Linked DNA regions of Homo sapiens: region 1 is linked to region 2. Evidence: chromatin loops called from intact Hi-C (ENCODE). Cell type or tissue: ascending aorta. All regions are shown on one strand. Each heading gives the region's core, and the rest is flanking DNA. Links, peaks and the distances in the headings are about the cores only. Region 1 overlaps SEPTIN11 (septin 11). Region 2 overlaps SHROOM3 (shroom family member 3).

Evidence for each region. Peaks named below come from ENCODE experiments on the same cell type or tissue, not always from the same donor. Only the 100,000 strongest peaks of a DNase experiment are listed, where the experiment ranks them.
Region 1: a loop joins it to region 2, with 1.8 times the contacts of the local background. A loop is called at or near these places in 2 of 110 quality-filtered maps.

Annotation. Positions count from the first base shown.
Region 1 is chr4:76,979,350-76,987,951 of GRCh38, reverse strand. The region is part of intron 1 of SEPTIN11 (septin 11); the gene reads right to left. Among named protein-coding and RNA genes, the nearest start is that of SEPTIN11, 34 kb to the right of the region's middle. In ascending aorta, for the core only: CTCF peaks have their summits at 669 and 3,600; a DNase peak (open chromatin) is centred at 2,931; H3K4me3 peaks cover 1,742 bases; H3K27ac peaks cover 2,383 bases.
Region 2 is chr4:76,586,669-76,595,270 of GRCh38, reverse strand. All of the region lies in intron 2 of SHROOM3 (shroom family member 3), which reads right to left. Among named protein-coding and RNA genes, the nearest start is that of MIR548AH, 15 kb to the right of the region's middle. In ascending aorta, for the core only: no CTCF peak of the experiment used is centred there; DNase peaks (open chromatin) are centred at 1,380, 4,860 and 5,652; H3K4me3 peaks cover 6,279 bases; H3K27ac peaks cover 7,341 bases.

The sequences.
Region 1 (8,602 bases), core at 240-8,239, 390 kb before region 2:
GAGACATGTACAGTACACTCCTTTGAGCTCTGTCTTTTCTCCTTACAGAATACCCACTTGGAAAAGAGAAGAAGTACATACCCCTTCATCTTAGGTCATGTCTTTTTCTGAGGTCCTATTTCAGTAGTACAGACGCCTCTGAGCTGAAGAGAGGTAAAGAAAAGAACATGCTGTCTCGCACACAAAATCTTTGACTGACCACCAGCCACCTCCCAGTATCTGGAGAAATTCTGGCCTCACGAACTGTCCGCAAAGTAAGTTTTATTTAAGTACCCTGATTAATCATTTCTGTAGATACACACTCTTATCTGACTGCATTCTAGAAAGTATTGAATTGGTTTCACATTCTCTTTTAAAAAAAGAAGGTTAATGGGAAGATGGGAAACGCCCTTAGTTCTCATGCAAAAGGGAAAACACTGGAATGCAAAGTTTTGACCCAAACCACAGCTATGAAGCCAGCATCGGGATGCTTTCAAAGCTAAGCATTGCTGGGGTAACTTTCATAATATAAAATGTCTGGACCATCTCATTACCAATGAGAATTGCATTCTTTAAAGATGATTTGAACAACATTTGCTACTCTGCTTGTCATCTATACCATGAAATCCCATGCCTAGAGCCAAGAAAACCCCCAAGGAAATTGTCTCACACAAGCAGCAGAACAGAGAGCGCCAGGCGGCAGTGAGGAACTGTTAAGAGAAAAACCATATGGTAATACAAGGAAAGAACAACTTCTCAGTGCGGCCCAGCTGGAAGCTGAGACTAAGGAGGAGCATCCAGGAGCCAGCCCCTAGGTCACAAAGCCAGGTAGATAAGCTCAGAATGCCAAACCCAGGGAGCCACTCTGGAAAACATATCATATAACCAAAAAAGCACTTGATTAATACTGAATAATTGTCCCAATTCCAAGTGCTATCTCCAAGTAACTTTCTCCAGAAGACTCCCAGTAGAGGAACACATTTTGCTTTTCCAGATCCTTACAAAATTAATGCCGTGTGGGGGTTTTCTTTGGGGCTGGTAAGATTTTCGGGAAATGTTACCTTTTAATTGTTTTGTTTCTGTAACATTTGAATTATTACAAAAGAAAAAAAAGCTGTAGTTTTATAATAGAAAATATATAAGATTTTTAAAATCCAGGAACATCAATAACAATAATACTAAATAAAGATCTTTTTTGAGGAGGTAAGCCCACAATATTTATTGTAGCTAATAGGTAGGTTAACAGAGTAAAATAGGAGAACTTAATTTTTCTAATAGTAGAACCAAGTCATGTTGAAAGTGACAGGAGGAATCGGAAAAGTGGAAAAGTGTAGTGGAAGGTGCCCAACATGTGAAGTCAAGACAAGAGCACCTCTTTCATAGTTTAGCTGTGTGACCTAGGGTATTTAACTTTGCCTCAGTTTTGTCAGCTTTAAGACACATTCTCTCACAGGGCTGTTGTAAAGAATTAATTAACATATTTATCTTTTGTCAGCTCATTTTACACACTTTTCTTGCCCATCCTTGCCCATGACTTTAATAGCCAACCATAAGCTAACAACTCCCTTTGTCATGACCCACACAGCCCAATCTCCTCTGCTGGGCTTCCTACTGTACAGCATGGCCCAGGCATCTCTAAGCCAACATCTCGGTGGAACTCAGCCTATCCCCATTCTCAATTCAAATAAGTCCTCCTATTTTTTTCACGCCAAATAGCAGCAATGTCTACTTCAAGGTATAAGAGAGTCCCCCAGAATAACATGTATTAGCATGCATCTGATAAAATCTGCACAGTTATAGACCTCCACCCTCTTGCAGGAGAAAAAAAGCCCACTGTTTAATCAGCTTAAACCCTCCCCTATCCTCTGAATTGGACAGTGAAGACTTGAAGTCATCAGTATCATGTTAGCTTTTCTCCTCTGTGCCCTGATGTATACCTCTAACATTTGCTGGTCACCCACCACACTCTTTTCGGCCAAATTTTTCCCACTCTGCCCTTTGGACATAACTACAACCAGTCTACTACCAGCTGGTTTCCATCCCTAAGCCCTGAAATCCAATGACTAACTTTGATATTTCTCTTAACGCTGCCCTCATTCGACTTCACCAAAATTTGTAAGCGCCTTGTTGTTTCAACAGAAGTCATACTCTCCAACCTTCTCATTTTCAGATAAGGAAACAGGTACAATGGCTACTTGACTAGTGTTCTTTATGCATGGGCCAGGTGGAGACAGAGTGAGGCGCGGGAGAACCCAGGACCCTGGTGCCTGGCCCACCTTCCCTCCATTACACTTAGGCCCGCTTTGCAGATAAGAACTCACATTGGTTGTGGATGAAGCCGAATCTAAAAGGCCTGGAAATACCATGCTGCATTCGTTCTCGTTCTTCCACCTAGACCTGCAGCCCCCTTTCTGTCTCTACAGCCTACCCAGGTTTACCTGGGACTAGAGTTTCACCTTCATTCCATCAGAAATTAAATTTCTCATATGCCCTTAGGAAAAACGCTGTTGAAAAGCAGTCCCCAGAAACAGGTATCCGAAGTGAACAGAGCCCCAGAGCTGCTTACAACCCCAGATAGGGGGAGGAGGGGAATCACTAGCAAAACAGCATTTCAGCAAACAACCACCAAGTGTGAAAATCCAAAAACTGTACAAAGCTAGAGCACTTTTTTCTTAGAGACAGAATGTTTTTCTAAAAGTCTGTGTAAACTCTTGAGAAGTTAAATCTAACTGGATGCCAAGAATTAACAACAACAAAAAAGACATTTTCTTCAGTTTCCAAAGACCACAGTCTCTCTCTGAGCACAAGTGACTAATGCCTGTAACAGCCGAACATTACAAAGTGCTGACCAGCAGAAAGTCTGTTTGGGAATGACAAGGTCCACGTGTGCATTCCAGGGACGCTTACAGATTCTGCAGTACTCCAAGGAAGACAGGGTGGGAGGGAAGCAATGTGACAAATAGGCAAGAAGTATTTATAAAGGCACGACCCAATTAGAAACAGATGTTGCAGCTGCTCTTTCGCACTGGCCCACATCAGAGATGATGAAAAGCCCGTCACCCAGCAGCCACCTAGGAACACTAATGAGCAAAGCAAGCGGGGAAGTGGGGAAGAGGTCATAAACCATTTCAAAACCCTCTTGCTGTCCAGTGGGTCCCAAACAACCCAGTTCCATTTAAGACATATCACGTCTCTTGCAGAGCATAAAACCACCCACTTGTCTCACTGTTGTTTATTTGGGTCATTTTTGTCCCTCCTGCCCTGTCTTTATCCTATGGAATATCTTCAAAACAGTGACGAATAGGAGGTCAAATAGAATTAAGAGGCTCAAAGCAGTTGGAAGTTTTTTCCTCAACTTTTTATGTCCTGTGCTACTCATATTCACACATCTATTCCTCAGTATTTCCTGTTTGAGAAATATTGTGGCTCAGTTCATCTATTTCTATTCACTGAATGCATTCATCAGCAAATAATGAAATATGGATGGGACGCTTCCTTCCCGATGCCACCATTTCTATCACCGGATATAAATTAGCCACTTCCTTTCTGAAAGATACCATATATTTCTGTGCCTTTCTGAAAAGGCAGGGGATTTTCAGTTACAGTAATGGCCATGTGATGGCAGTCTCTGTGAGAGAAGAAAAAAAAAAAATCCAATCCAGTTCCAAGCAAGTCATGAACAAAAGCACCAGGGCTGTTTCCCCTAGTCACAACCTGGCTGCTTTCTCCTCCCAAGGCATGTTCAGTTCCTAATCCAGGCTGACCTAGAACATCTGAGTCCAGTGACACATTTCCAGCACCTGAAAATTGAGGAATTATACCAGAAATGACCAAAACCATGATACATATTGAGGAAATAAACATACCAATTAACATCTGGTCTTGCTCTACAAATATTACTAAACAATTATGGCCAAAATCCTCAAGTCTTCCTAAGAGTTCTTTTTTTCTTTTCTTTTTTTCCCTGAAATGGAGTCTTGCTCTGTCGCCTAGGCTGGAGTGCAATAGCGCGATCTCGGCTCAATGCAACCTCCGCCTCCAGGGTTCAAGCAATTCTCCTGCCTCAGCTTCCGAGTAGCTGGGATTACAGGCACCTGCCACCACGCCCAGCTAATTTTTGTATTTTTAGTAGACACGGGGTTTCACCACGTTGGCCAGGCTGGTTTTGAACTCCTGACCTTGTGATCTGCCTGCCTCGGCCTCCCAAAGTGCTGGGATTACGGGCATGAGCCACCACACCTGGCCTCTAAGAGTTCTACTGTGTCTTAATCTCAACCCTGGATAAAACAATATCAGGATGGAATAGGGGTTGTTTACATAAATGTGGGGCATGTGCTAGTTTTCTACTGCCATATAACAAATTATCACAAATTTAGTGGCTTGAAACAACATCCATTTATTAGCAGTCAGTTTCATAGGTCACAACTTTGGGCATGGTGTAGCTGGACTTTCTGCCTGGGTTATCACACGGCTGAAATCAAAGTGTGGGCCAAGCTAAGGAGGTTGTCCTCTCAAGGCTCTGGGGAAATACCCTCTTCCAAGCTCATTCCAGATGTGGGCAGACTCAATTCCTTGCAGCTGTAGGACTGAGGGCCTTCTCTCCTTACTCGCTGTCAGAGGCTGCACTCAGCTCCAAAAAGTCACTGACGGTTCCAAGCCACGAGGTCACCTCTGTCTTCAAAGTCAGCAATGAAAAATCTCCCTGTGTCCCTCTCACATGTCAAATATCCTTCTTCAGGAACAGTCTGGTCCCTTTTAAGGGACTGCTTAATGAGGTAAGGTCCACCCAGGTCAATCTCCATTTCTAAACGACAGCTGTGCCATAACCTACCTGTGGGAGTGATATTCACAAGTTCTGGGGATTATGCAGAGCGTGTACACCAGGGGGCTGGGATCTTGGGGCCATTTTCGGATTCTGCCTACCAAAGTATACATTATTTCAACATCCCTATTTCTCCTGTGTAACTTTAGGATAAGATATAATAATGAATATTGGCATTTCCCCAGCTAAAAAAAAAACAAAAACAAAAAACAACAAAAAAAACACACAACTGTCTCCAGGAGAAAAAAGATAGATATTAGTAAAAGCATGGTAAACTAGATCCCTCTCAGGCTACCAAGGCAAACCTTTTACACTGAATCTGATAAGGGCAGCTAACCACAAACTAGCTAGCCTTTGGAGGAAGCCTTCCAAAAATGAAAGTAAACTGCAAATGTTTAGGTGTTGTGTTTGTAACAAGAATTCTAGGAAATACAAAAGATTCTTAAGGAATTTGAGTCTTATTAGGGAGATAAGTTATTGAGGTAAAATGGAAGATGATTTTGAAATGTTTCATGATGAAATATACTACAAAGATTACAGGGTTAGACAATGGAGATGAATGTGGACCAGAGCAAAAATGTAAAACTCTCTTAAAGCAGGTCAGTTTTGCCCTAGGTTATGGTAAGATGAAATAAGATCTGGGCCGGGGGTGGTGGCTTATGCCTGTAATCCCAACACTTTGGGAGGCTGAGGCAGGCAATCACTAGAGGCCAGGAGTTTGACACCAGCCTGGCCAACATGGTGAAACCCCGTATCTACTAAAAATACAAAAATTAGCCAGGCATGGTGGCACCCGCCTGTAATCCCAGCTACTAAGGAGGCTGAGGTGGGAGAATCGCTTCAACCCAGGAGGCGGAGGTTACAATGAGCCAAGATCACACCACTGCACTCCAGTCTGGGCAACAGCAAGACTCCATCTCAATCAAAAAAAAAAAAAAGATTTGAATAGTTGCAGAAAGGGAATGGAGATGGATGGAAAGAAAGAGGTAGAATCTATCAAGGAAGGCAGCAGGAAAAGGAAAGAGGCCCAAAGGGCAGGGAAATCAATGAACTAGGAAAACTAAGAGTAGAGGATGTAAGACTTTAAAACTGATTCTTTTTCAGTTTACTGGAAATAGTCCTTAAATGGGGAGCATTATGCCCAGGATGTGCTACTAAGTATTCGAGTGTCACTTGGGGGAGAGATCTAGAAACAATCACTGAGCAGCCACGTCATGAAAGACTTTTCTGTTTCCCACTCCCTAGTGTACTTACAAACATATCTTCCCACCAGACCAGCACACCAAGGGATCATGAGTATAGAATTGCCTCAGTCAAGGTTTTAACCCAGATTACCAGCTGGGGCAACCATCCAAATGGTAAGCTATTTGATGCAAACTTCTGCAGAGCATGAAAAAAAAAAAAAATGCATATCTTGCAGAGAAGCTAATAAACAGACTCTATTTGTTACCGCTACAAGTTCAGCCATTCTAATCAAGCTAAAGCTTTCTTACTCCTTCCTTACTCTGTTCTCCTTCTCAAAAAATAGGACCAAATAACCCCTAATAAATCAATAAATACTCCCACTAGCAGAGACAACTTTCTGCCTTACAGAAAGTTAACTGCACATTGTAGAAGCATCCACCTAGGTGTAAGAGAAAGTTGGTTTAGAGTTTTTCTCACACATACTGTTGTGCTTAGGAAAGCAGACCCAAGAGGCTGTATTACAATTTTCCTCTTTTCTCAAAGTTCTCCTATTGATAGAAGATTTTATATGCTGGCTTTCTTGTCTTGATCAGTTAATGCAAAACAAACCTTTTCACATGCTGCAGCTCACAAGAATGTTCCCACAGTCCTCTCCACCCCCTCCATTGTCCACTAAAAATGTCTCTTAAAGAGCCATTTTCTTTATCATTATCATCATGTTGATATGTCTGAATAATCAAGTAGGGCCCAAGTAGAACACAGGGAAAATGCAACTGCATACAACAATCCGTTATAAATCCCATCAGCTCTCAAAAAGAGATGATAAAATATGTGCAAGAGCACAGGTTACATTTTTACTCATGTTGTTACCACAAAGCACAAAAGGTTTGGGTCAGCAGCCCAGACTTCTCAGCAAGATCGGGTCCAATTCCACATCAATGGTCCTAGATTGATAGATTAAGAGTATGGGATATGTGAATGGGAATATGTTTCTGACAGTCTTGATAGCATGATTACAGGGAAGCATTAAGCTAAAATCAAAACTTGAAAGATTATAGCTTGGCAAGAGATCCTTGCTGTAATCCATACGATCTGTAGGAAGGAAAAACTGAAGTTAAATGAGACTCAGGGTGAAAGACAAACCAGAATTAGCAAAAATCTTAGGCACTGATCCAGGTGGCTGCCATTAAACACTCCCAAAGCCTAATGGTCCATTTGAATAATTATTACTCACATAGATAAAATGAATGGCAAGCTAAGGGAAATAAGTGATGATTACACTGGCAAAAACAAGAACTACTTTCCCATTTGAATTTGAGAAAAATCCAAGCCTCAAATCCCTTCCCACATAGAGAGGGTCAGACCACGTATCTCACTGTAATCATGGCTACACAGAGTTAAGCCTCTTTTGCCACAACTGCACCAAATGTACACACTTAGGTTGCTTATTACCGGGAGTGGGTTTAGCGCAATGTGGCAGCTGCAGCCACCGATATAAGGAAACAAGGCTTGGCAGCAATTCCCCACGATTCCTTCTCAGTTCCACTTCCTATCCACCCTTTAGCCCGGATATTAATAATTCAGAAGACAGTGTGACAGCCACAAGTCACATGCATGAACACCCAAGAAACAATCACTGTAAAACCTGATGTGTTTGGACAGACAAACTTGTGAAGCTTTAGTCCCCATGGAGAACAGAGCACCAATAAATGTACCTCATACTTCACCTCATATTCTGGGATCAAGGTGGAAAAGTAGATCACTATCTTTTCAAAGTATCAGTTTAAAGTTGCTGGGAGTACCTATATGATGAAGGTTAAAATACCCAGAGAAGGAAAAAAGGCAACAGGCTCTACCACTTTCTTATCCACAGAACAAAAAAAGAGGGGTCTGCCATTTCCCTAGATCAATCAATCAAAAAACAATTTTATCAAACATTTATGAAAAGACCACAATACTAAGTATGGTTTAGCAAAAACAAACAAGGCATTCAAAGGTCACCATGCTTGATGCTTGGTCTACCCTTCAAGCTTCTCAATATGTCCCTCCTTCCACTCCAGCCATCAGGAAAATAATGTTTATTGGGTGCTTGTTTGCCCCCACTTTTTTTTTTTTTTGACATGGAGTTTCTCGGCTCACTGCAACCTCTTTCTCCCTGGTTTAAGCAATTCTCCAGCCTCAGCATCCCAACTAGCTGGGATTACAGGCGCCCACCAGCACGCTCGGCTAATTTTTGTATTTTTTAGTAGAGACGGGGTTTCATCATGTTGGCCAGGCTGTTCTTGAACTCCTGACCTCAGGTGATCCGCCTGCCTTGACCTCCCAAAGTGCTGGGATTACAGATGTGAGCCACCATGCCTGGCCCTTTGTTTGCCCTTTTAAAAACCTTCCCATTTAATCCTTATAACTTGTGAAGTAGATACTATTGGCTCCATTTTACAGAGAAGGAAACTAAAGTTCAATTCATGGCAGAACCAGCATTCAAACCAGTTTTGCCAGATTCTAAGTCCACCACCGCCCATACACTAAACTGGACAACTGACTCTTTTCAAAGCATACCGACCTCTGCACAGAGCATGCCTCCACCTTCAACTCCACTTGTCAAATCCTACTCAT
Region 2 (8,602 bases), core at 115-8,114:
AATCCAAAAAGAAAGTGAATAGCTGCCTACTTTCTAAATAATAATAAGAGTTAATGGTTACTGAGTTCCTATTACGTGTCAGGCAGTGTTCCAAGTGCTTTATATGTATTATCTCACTGAAACTACACAACAACACAACAAGGTAGAAACTTTGATTATTCCTTCTTTTTAGACAAGTAAATGAGGTTCAGAAATATGAGGTAACTTATCCAAGGTCACAAATTCAGCAATGCCAAGGTTGGAACTCACATGCAGGCCTTCTGACTCTAAGAGCTTTTCACCACTAAGTTAATGTTGAGGTGTTCCTGGCTTCCTATAGTTGGATTTCACAAGCTTCCTTCATATCTTGATATCTTCATCTCTTTTTATTTGAGTTGGTCTTAGTGGGTTTATGTTCAATACACCCAAATGTTCCCTTAGATACTGGCATTGTCAAGATTCAGGCTTCCTTTCTCTACTCCATAACAAATCTGTGAGTCTCAATGTCCATTTGTTAAATGCACCAAATCCAGATTTGCACTGATTTAGTGGAATTCATGGCGTTCCAATGGTTCCCTGTTCCCTCCCCAATTGTCACATAGCAGGTGTTAGTCTGACATCAGGGTCCTTTGGAGCTACACTTCCAATGCAATGTGATTTATTAATTAAACTATGAATGAGTGCCTAACAAGGGATGAAATTGTTGACACTGGTTCAAACACTGTAATTGTCCCATGATGTCCTCACCTCTAATTTTATGTTTTTTAACTTTTCAAAGTTAAAGTTTTTATGTAAGTGACATCCTGCGATTACATACATCTCTGTGACTCTTGAGACTAGGATGGCATTTCTATGGCCTTACTATTGTTTATTCATGTCACACCCTCACTCCCTCACTCAGTCAACAAATATTTGAGTATCTGCATGCACCAGGCGCTACACTAGGCACTGGTATCAATAGGTTATGTTCTCTGCCCTCACAGAGGGCAATAAAGTGTAATAATATGCCATATCAGTTTTCCCTCTGAATCAACAGGAGAGCTACAACAAATAAAAAGAGCACATAGGATTAGACATTTTGTGGATGAGAAATCCAATGTAGCAGCTAAGAGCACAGACTCTGTTGACAGATGACCTGGGTTCAAGTCCCTGTCACTGTGAGACTTTGGATTAGTTCCCTGTATCTCAATTGTTTAACCTGTTAAATGGGAACAAAAACTGTAGCTCTGTCATTGGGTTAAGAGAGAGAGCATTTTTGCAAATCACTGAGAATGTAATAAGTACTGCAGAAATGTTTTTCCAAAAGAAAAAACAGCTCCAGTCCACTCTGCCCACTGATCATAACCGAGCAACCTGGCAGCCAGCAGTAGCGATGTGACAATATTGGAAACTGCAAACAGGAACACAGCATCATCGGTGTTGGGAACTGGGGTTCCGGGCACCAGGACCATGGTGACACTGCAAGAAAATGACTCCACTAGCCACTGCCCCTAAGTGAAATAGGGCTTCTACAATCAGTTGCTTCTGGCTCTCAGAATTCCTAAACTAAGGTGACTTTTCCTGAAGAATTTGGTTTTTAATAAGCAGATCTTGGAAGGATGAAGCAGAAGCACAAATTTGGAAGGGATCTTAGAAGTCAAGTTCTCACCCAAATTTTTAAAAAGAGTTTACTTTGCTTACTAATTAGAGGAATGCCATAAAGATTACTGATTTACAACTAAAAATATACAACACATGTCATCAAAAATAGTGGAACTTGTGAAGCCAAAATATTAGAACTTGACCAACTAAATAAATAACAGGGCCAGTCATCGTGGGTGGTTTTATCATTCTTTCAGATTTATATTAAATTATATCATCTGTGTTCTTTACTGTCTTTGGGTTGAAGAGGTAAAAACATGGTACCTTTCTGGGTCATTAATTACATGATCTCTGGTAGGATGCCAAATCCTCTAGGGGTTATTTCTTAACCCCAAAGGGCTTCTTTTAGTATGTCGTGTGGATAAACTCAAACCCCTCTGACTATTGATTGATTAATCAGCCTCTCCTGAAGCATTTCCAGTGATGAAGGTGCACATTTTTAGACAGATCTTTTCATTCATTCAGCATCTCTAGTTATCATCAATAATTCCTTTTGTTGCTCCCAAATCACTTATGGTGGTTCTAGAGCAAGAATATCCCTGACTCTAAATGATGGTCTTCATATGCTTGGAGAAAAGGATTCCCTGTCTTGTTCTAATTTCCTGAGCTAGTCATCACTCGACATAAGTTATGACCCAAGTCCCTCAGGTTCAAAGGAGATCAGCATAATCTAGACATTCAAAGGGGTGTCCAGGAAGATCATTTTAAGAAAGGGTCACTGAAGTGCCTCAAAAGGTAATCTTGCTTCTGGACTGTGGGGAGAAGAAAAGCACATTGACTCCTTATTTTCATTATATCTGCAATATGCTCCTCCCTACCTCGAATCCTGCTGCCTAGAAAAGGGAATTGATATCAGAACTCAAACATGAGTACGTTGTGAGATCATGCGAATTCAGTGGAATTCAATAAGACTTTTGTAGCTGAAATTGGAAGCAAATGTCTCAAAATACACCTGTCCCTAGAGAGCATGGACTTGGTACTTTCAAAATGGAAACAACGATTTAGCTTAGTCAGGGCCAATTTCTTAAAAGCAAGCTTTTTTTCTCTGTACGTGTGACGATATAGACTTGGAACCTTCTTAGCTGATAGAATTTAATGTTTAAGAGGCCAAGGTTGGGAGTTTAATTCTCATAAGAAACAATTAACTTTGATCAGAACAAAGCTCTGTGCTGTGTGCTCACATCATTCCATCCTTAAATCCTAGACTATGTAGTGGTAATAATAAGCAAATGGATGACAGCTAACAAGTACCGAAGATTTTCTGTGTGCTAGGCACTCTATAGAAGGCTTTACACAAATTATTTCATTTAATGCTCACAACTGCTCTGTGAAGCAAGTTCTCCTAGGATTTTTTCAGAGTAAAAGCTAACTGCCTCCCAGTGACCCACTGTCTCTCTGCCCCGCCACATTCTGCTCCACCCACACTGGCCTCCCAGCTCTTTCCCAAACACGTTTGCCCCAGGGCCTTTGCATATGCTCTTCTCTCTGTCAGCAATGCTCCCTAGGTAACCTTCAAGGCTCATTTTTTCCCCTCTTTCAAGTTTTCTTTTAAATATCATCTTCTTAGCAGGTCCTTCCACCACCCCCTAAAAAATTGCAATACGCTCTCTGCCATTATATGATGTACTTCTCTGCTTTATGTATTTTCCATAGCAGTTATCATTTTCTAGCCTATAATACAATTGACTTATTTTTGTGTTATCTGACTTGTTACCTGTGTCACTTGACTAGACTGTGTGCCAGAATTTTTGTCTACTTTTATTCACAGCTCCAAACTCGGTACCTAGAAACCCAGCTGATACATGGTAGGCACTTCCTAAATATGTGGTGGTTATATTTTATATGGGAGGCAATATGCACAAAGAGGGTATGAGTCAGGACTTTATAGAAAGAAAAACGTCATTAGGAACCTGTGTTTCAGAAACAAAACTTGAAGTACATATCCCTTTCCGGGTAGGTTGGCGCCATTACTAAGGGCAATGTAATAGATCTAAATAACACGTAAATAGAGGTTGGCGCCATTACTAAGGGCAATGTATTACATCTGAATAATATATAAGTAGCAATACACACTACCAATCAAGAATATAAAGAAGTATTCCAAGTGTGTTGCATATTCAGGAATTATGTAATAATAGTCAGAAATCACTTGGAATATTTTGCGACTCTTCTGGGAAATTTCATGTCACAAAACTTGAGGGAAGTGTGCCAAACTAAAAAGTGAAGGAGATCTAAAAGTTCTCATGAAAATGTTTTCCCAGGGTTGTGCCACAGCAAGAATGACAGTGTATAATACTTCTTTATAGACGCCATTCAGATTCAAGGATCTTTTCCCAAGTTCCTTTTAGGTGATTATATTTAACCTCCTTAACAATGCAGGAATCAGATTTGCAGATGAGGCACTGTGCTCTGACAGGCCGTGTGCCTTCCTGAAATAGCCTGGTAAGGGGTACAATGCGGAACAGAATAGAATTCTTTTGTCTCTGTCTGGCATGCCTGCCCAGGCTTCATGTATTTATCATTTTACAGTATCTTCTATCCTGAGGAAAAACCTCAGTTTTTGTAAATGACTAACTTAATGTCTCATCAATGAAAAAATATGAAACTATAATTATTACTTTCCCTACCTATTTTTCTGAGGTCAGCTGTTGCACAGATTCGATATTCATACCGGAGGGCATACATCATCATGGTAAAATTAGTGTCTTTGTCTGAAGTTCATTTCACTAACTAAATAGCCAGGCATATAAAGCTCACATTATTACAGAGGGGGAAAAATGCAGCTGCCGACAGGATCGCTAAGAACAACAAATACCAAGAAAATCTCAAAAAAACTGACCACTTTTTTCCTAACCATATTTTTGCTGACTATTTTCTCCACAGCCTTGGAAACTTGTTTTCACCTCCATTCTTTTCCAAAGAAAGACTTCTACCCCGGGGGAGAAAAAAAAAAAATTAAGACCTCAACACCAAGTACAAATTGCTCATTTAAAGAACAGGAATGTAGGATGCGGGGGCTTTTCTTCCTTAAAAACTCATCACTGTGTAGAAAAAATCTGAATGCTGTCCTGATTCTTCTTGAGCAGTGGAGCAGTTTTTTGGTTTTGTGTGAGTTAATTTTAATTAAAAAAAAAAAAAAAAGCACCATTCTTGAGAAGCTGTTGCTATGAGACTTCCTGGGCCACAACAGATGGCCACAAGAACAGTTCTCAGGCCTGAGCTCGGAGCTCTGCGGCCTCCACTCAGGCATACCATTAACATTCCTGAAATACCTTCGGAGGCAATGCAGGCCAGCCACCTTCAGACGGCTCACCCGCAACTGGCCTCCCTGGTCAAGGGGCCAGGGTTGAAATTTGTTATAAACTAAATGATCAGGTCTTTCTAGGAAAAAGCCAGAGGAGAGAGGGTGCTGTCCTCAATTTAGGCTTCAGGAAAACTTTACCAGCAACCCGCTGGGGTTTTGAGTTGTTCAGGTGAGCACACACCCAATTCATTTCATTGTTTTAATGCTCTCTCTTTCAGTCACAGAGTGATCCAGTTAAGAGAACCAGCATATTTTTGGCCTGAAGCATTTTAGTGCCCAGAGAGAACTGCTCAGGGAAAGGTTTAAGGATCCCTGATTTCCGTTTTGACAGAAAGACAAAAAGGGAAGGAGAACCGCATGGTATTTGAGGTTCTAATTTCTCACTAACTTCTTGGTAGTGTTGGACAAATTCTTCCATTTCATTCTTTTTCTCTCTCTCTTCCACACTAGGATAATGATATATGACCTACCTCAGATGGAAGAACTAATGATCCACGATTAATAAACAACTGAGAAATAAATGCATAAGTATCAGGTCACTGAGACTGTGCCTCCACTGCTGTGAGAGTAAAGATAAGGGAAGAACTTGGAGATTCCCTTCAGAGGCTGATTGCTGGGACCCCCGCCCCTGGAGGGCTGATGGGCAATGTGGAACACATGTTTTAGTGGGCAGAGTCTACTGGTAGCTCTACTGCTTACTAGGGAGCTTTGGTACTTGGAAAAAACCAAGTGTTTCTGAGCAGCCATAGCTTCCCAGGGTGGGGCTCATTTACATTCCAACACCAGAGTTTTTGCTTTAAAGCCAGGCTTCCAGTGCAGAAGCAAAGTCCTCCTTCAGTGACTGATGCCAGGAGTCTTTTTTCTTTTTTTTTTTTTTATGAGACAGAGTTTCACTCTTATCACCCAGGCTGGAGTGCAATAGCACAATCTCAGCTCACTGCAACCTCCGCCTTCTGGGTTCAAGCGATTCTCCTGCCTCAGCCTCCCGATTAGCTGGGATTACAGGCATGCGCCACCAAGCCTGGCTAATTTTGTATTTTTAGTAGAGACAGGGTTTCTCCATGTTGGTCAGGCTGGTCTCAAACTCCCGACCTCAGGTGATCTGCCCACCTTGGCCTCCCAAAGTGCTGGGATTACAGGCGTCAGCCACCGCACCCAGCTAGGAGTCTCTTGATCACTTGTGGAACATCACTCATTCTATCAGTTTTGGTTCACACAAGTTTGTTGAGAGCTTTTATCTCAATGGGATCAGATGATATGCCACCCATACCGCTCTGCGGCTATCATTTGGGCTTCATTTTTTAAACCAGTCAGTCCAACTAAGAAGCAAAATTGTGTGAGACAGCTTAGGTTCATGCCTTCCAAAATCATCCATTTGTATGAAAGTATACCTTCCCACCCGTCACCAAAATGTGATCATTAAGACTGCTGGGGATTTTTTTTTTGTTTATTTTTTGTTTTCTAAAAAACATGCCTTTTAGGGGTTTGGCCTAACAAGGAGTGCTACCTTTTCCCTATTAACCAGCGACATTTTAATGAAGTCATCTATGGAGGGGTGGAGGTGAGGAAGCTGTTTCTTTTTCCATGTGTCTAGGGCTACCCAAACTCAGCTTGCTTGTCTGCTCCCTATGGCCAGAGCACATTGAGCTAAGGGAGGTCTTCACCCAGCTGCTCAGCTTCTGAACCTACAGGCCTCCCCAACCCCAGGAAAAGTCAGGGGCCAAGGCTGGACACTGTGGGGAGAAGAAGGGGAGAGAGACAGAAACAGAAAGAAGGTGTCTGATGTTTGCAACCTTCCATTTGCAGAGCTGAACCTTCCAAGCAGAGCCAAGGGGGTGCACAGCATGTGTCTAGGAGGGGGAGGCTGCGTGGCTTTCTTGTGCCCCATTGTGTATTGTGCTGTCCACAGCACCAGTAGGGACCCTCACCAGACAGCAGTCAGGGAGCCTGGCAGGCATTCCACAGTTCCTGGAAGGAGGCTTTTAAAAATGGTCACTCGGGAAACAATAAACTTAAGATACTTAATCCCCTTGCCCTCCAATCTAACTCTCTAATGATATTGTTCTTGGAATAAAATATCTATTTATCATAGTTATTAATGAATGTGTTAAATTACATATTTGGAGTGCCCTGGTACTCTGCAGACCTGAACAAGGGCTTTCTACACTCTTAATATGAAACGTGGGGTTTGTGACTTTGTTTACTTTTAAGTATTGTTAAGAAGTTTTTCAACCAGCTCTCTCCTCTTCCTTTCTGTACCTTTTTAGGATACTGGGGTTTTTATGGAAGACAATGATTAGGGCTAAGATTAGGGAATAAGATGAGGGTATTTATCCCTCTCCATACAAAAAATGATTTACACTTAACTCAGGAAATTACCTTTGATTTATATATTCTCTAGGTTGTAATTCATAACCGAAGGTAGATTTTTGAAATATAAAAATGTTCAATATCTATTTAGCTTTCCAATGTTCATTTCTCTTTAACAACTTCAACATTTATAAATTCACTTTGTGTCTACCTACCTATGGATCCATATTTTAAAATCACTTGCATATACACTATATTTTTAAGTGATTGCTGTAGACTTGTGTGATGATCATATTTCATCTGATGGGTAATGCCATTTCTGGTGCTTTTATTCATCAAAGCAGTAATTTTTATGTTTATATTAAATGTCACTAATGTGTTATTTTATTATAGGAAAATGTTTTTATAAAGACACTTTAGCTAACTGCTGAAAAAAATGGAAAACTCCAACTGGCTGTAATCATTGGAAGAAAAAACACACTTGAGGATGATTAGCACAGATTTTGAATGACCTGTTTGCCCTATTGCTGTTTATCACTTGAACAGAATCATTGAGAATGGGTAAACACCTTCCTTTCATGAAGGTGTTTACATCCTTGAAATTAATGAGGTGGGAAAAGTAGTCTCAGAACCTCTTTAGATTTATAAAGAGAACTTTACCCATTTTCAGAATGTTTTCAATGAAAAAAATTTAAATCCAAGGGAAAATTACCTTCCTTCCTATCACAACAAAACAGACAGGGTGAAAACACTAGTCCCAAACCACCAGTCTTTTTTATCAATCTTCAATTATTAAATCCTCAAGTTACAAATACGGTGACAGCAACCCCAGAGAAAAGACAGGATGGTCCCTGAAGTATGTGTCAATTGATTTACAAGTAAAATGAAATCAGAGCATAGTTAAGGATTAATCAGAATCACACAGAAGCACGTTCTTAAGCATCTCAACTGTTGCTTAAATGTAGGTGCTTGCATTTATAATCCGACCTTCTCTGAAACATAAAGGATGAGAAGAGTGAGCCAACCAATCAATACAATCCAATTTTGCTGTTGAAGTGCAATTCATTGATTCACCCATGTCGAACAAACCTAAAAAAGAAAAGCTGCCTTCATATCCCAAATAAGAAAGTTAAAGATAGCTTTAAAAATAAGTTATAATTAAAATTAGGCTGTAAATCCTGAGGTTGCATGATTGGAGGGAGCCAAGATGTTCAGGCTGACTTGGTCTTATTATACAAGTTAGCATATATATTTGTTGGCCTTAACTAAAAGTTACTTTACTCTGTTATCATTTGAGCTTCTCATCAAATAGGAAAAAGTGCCCGTTGCCTGAGAGGACTAGAGTCATTTGTCAAGCTCTCTCCTCCC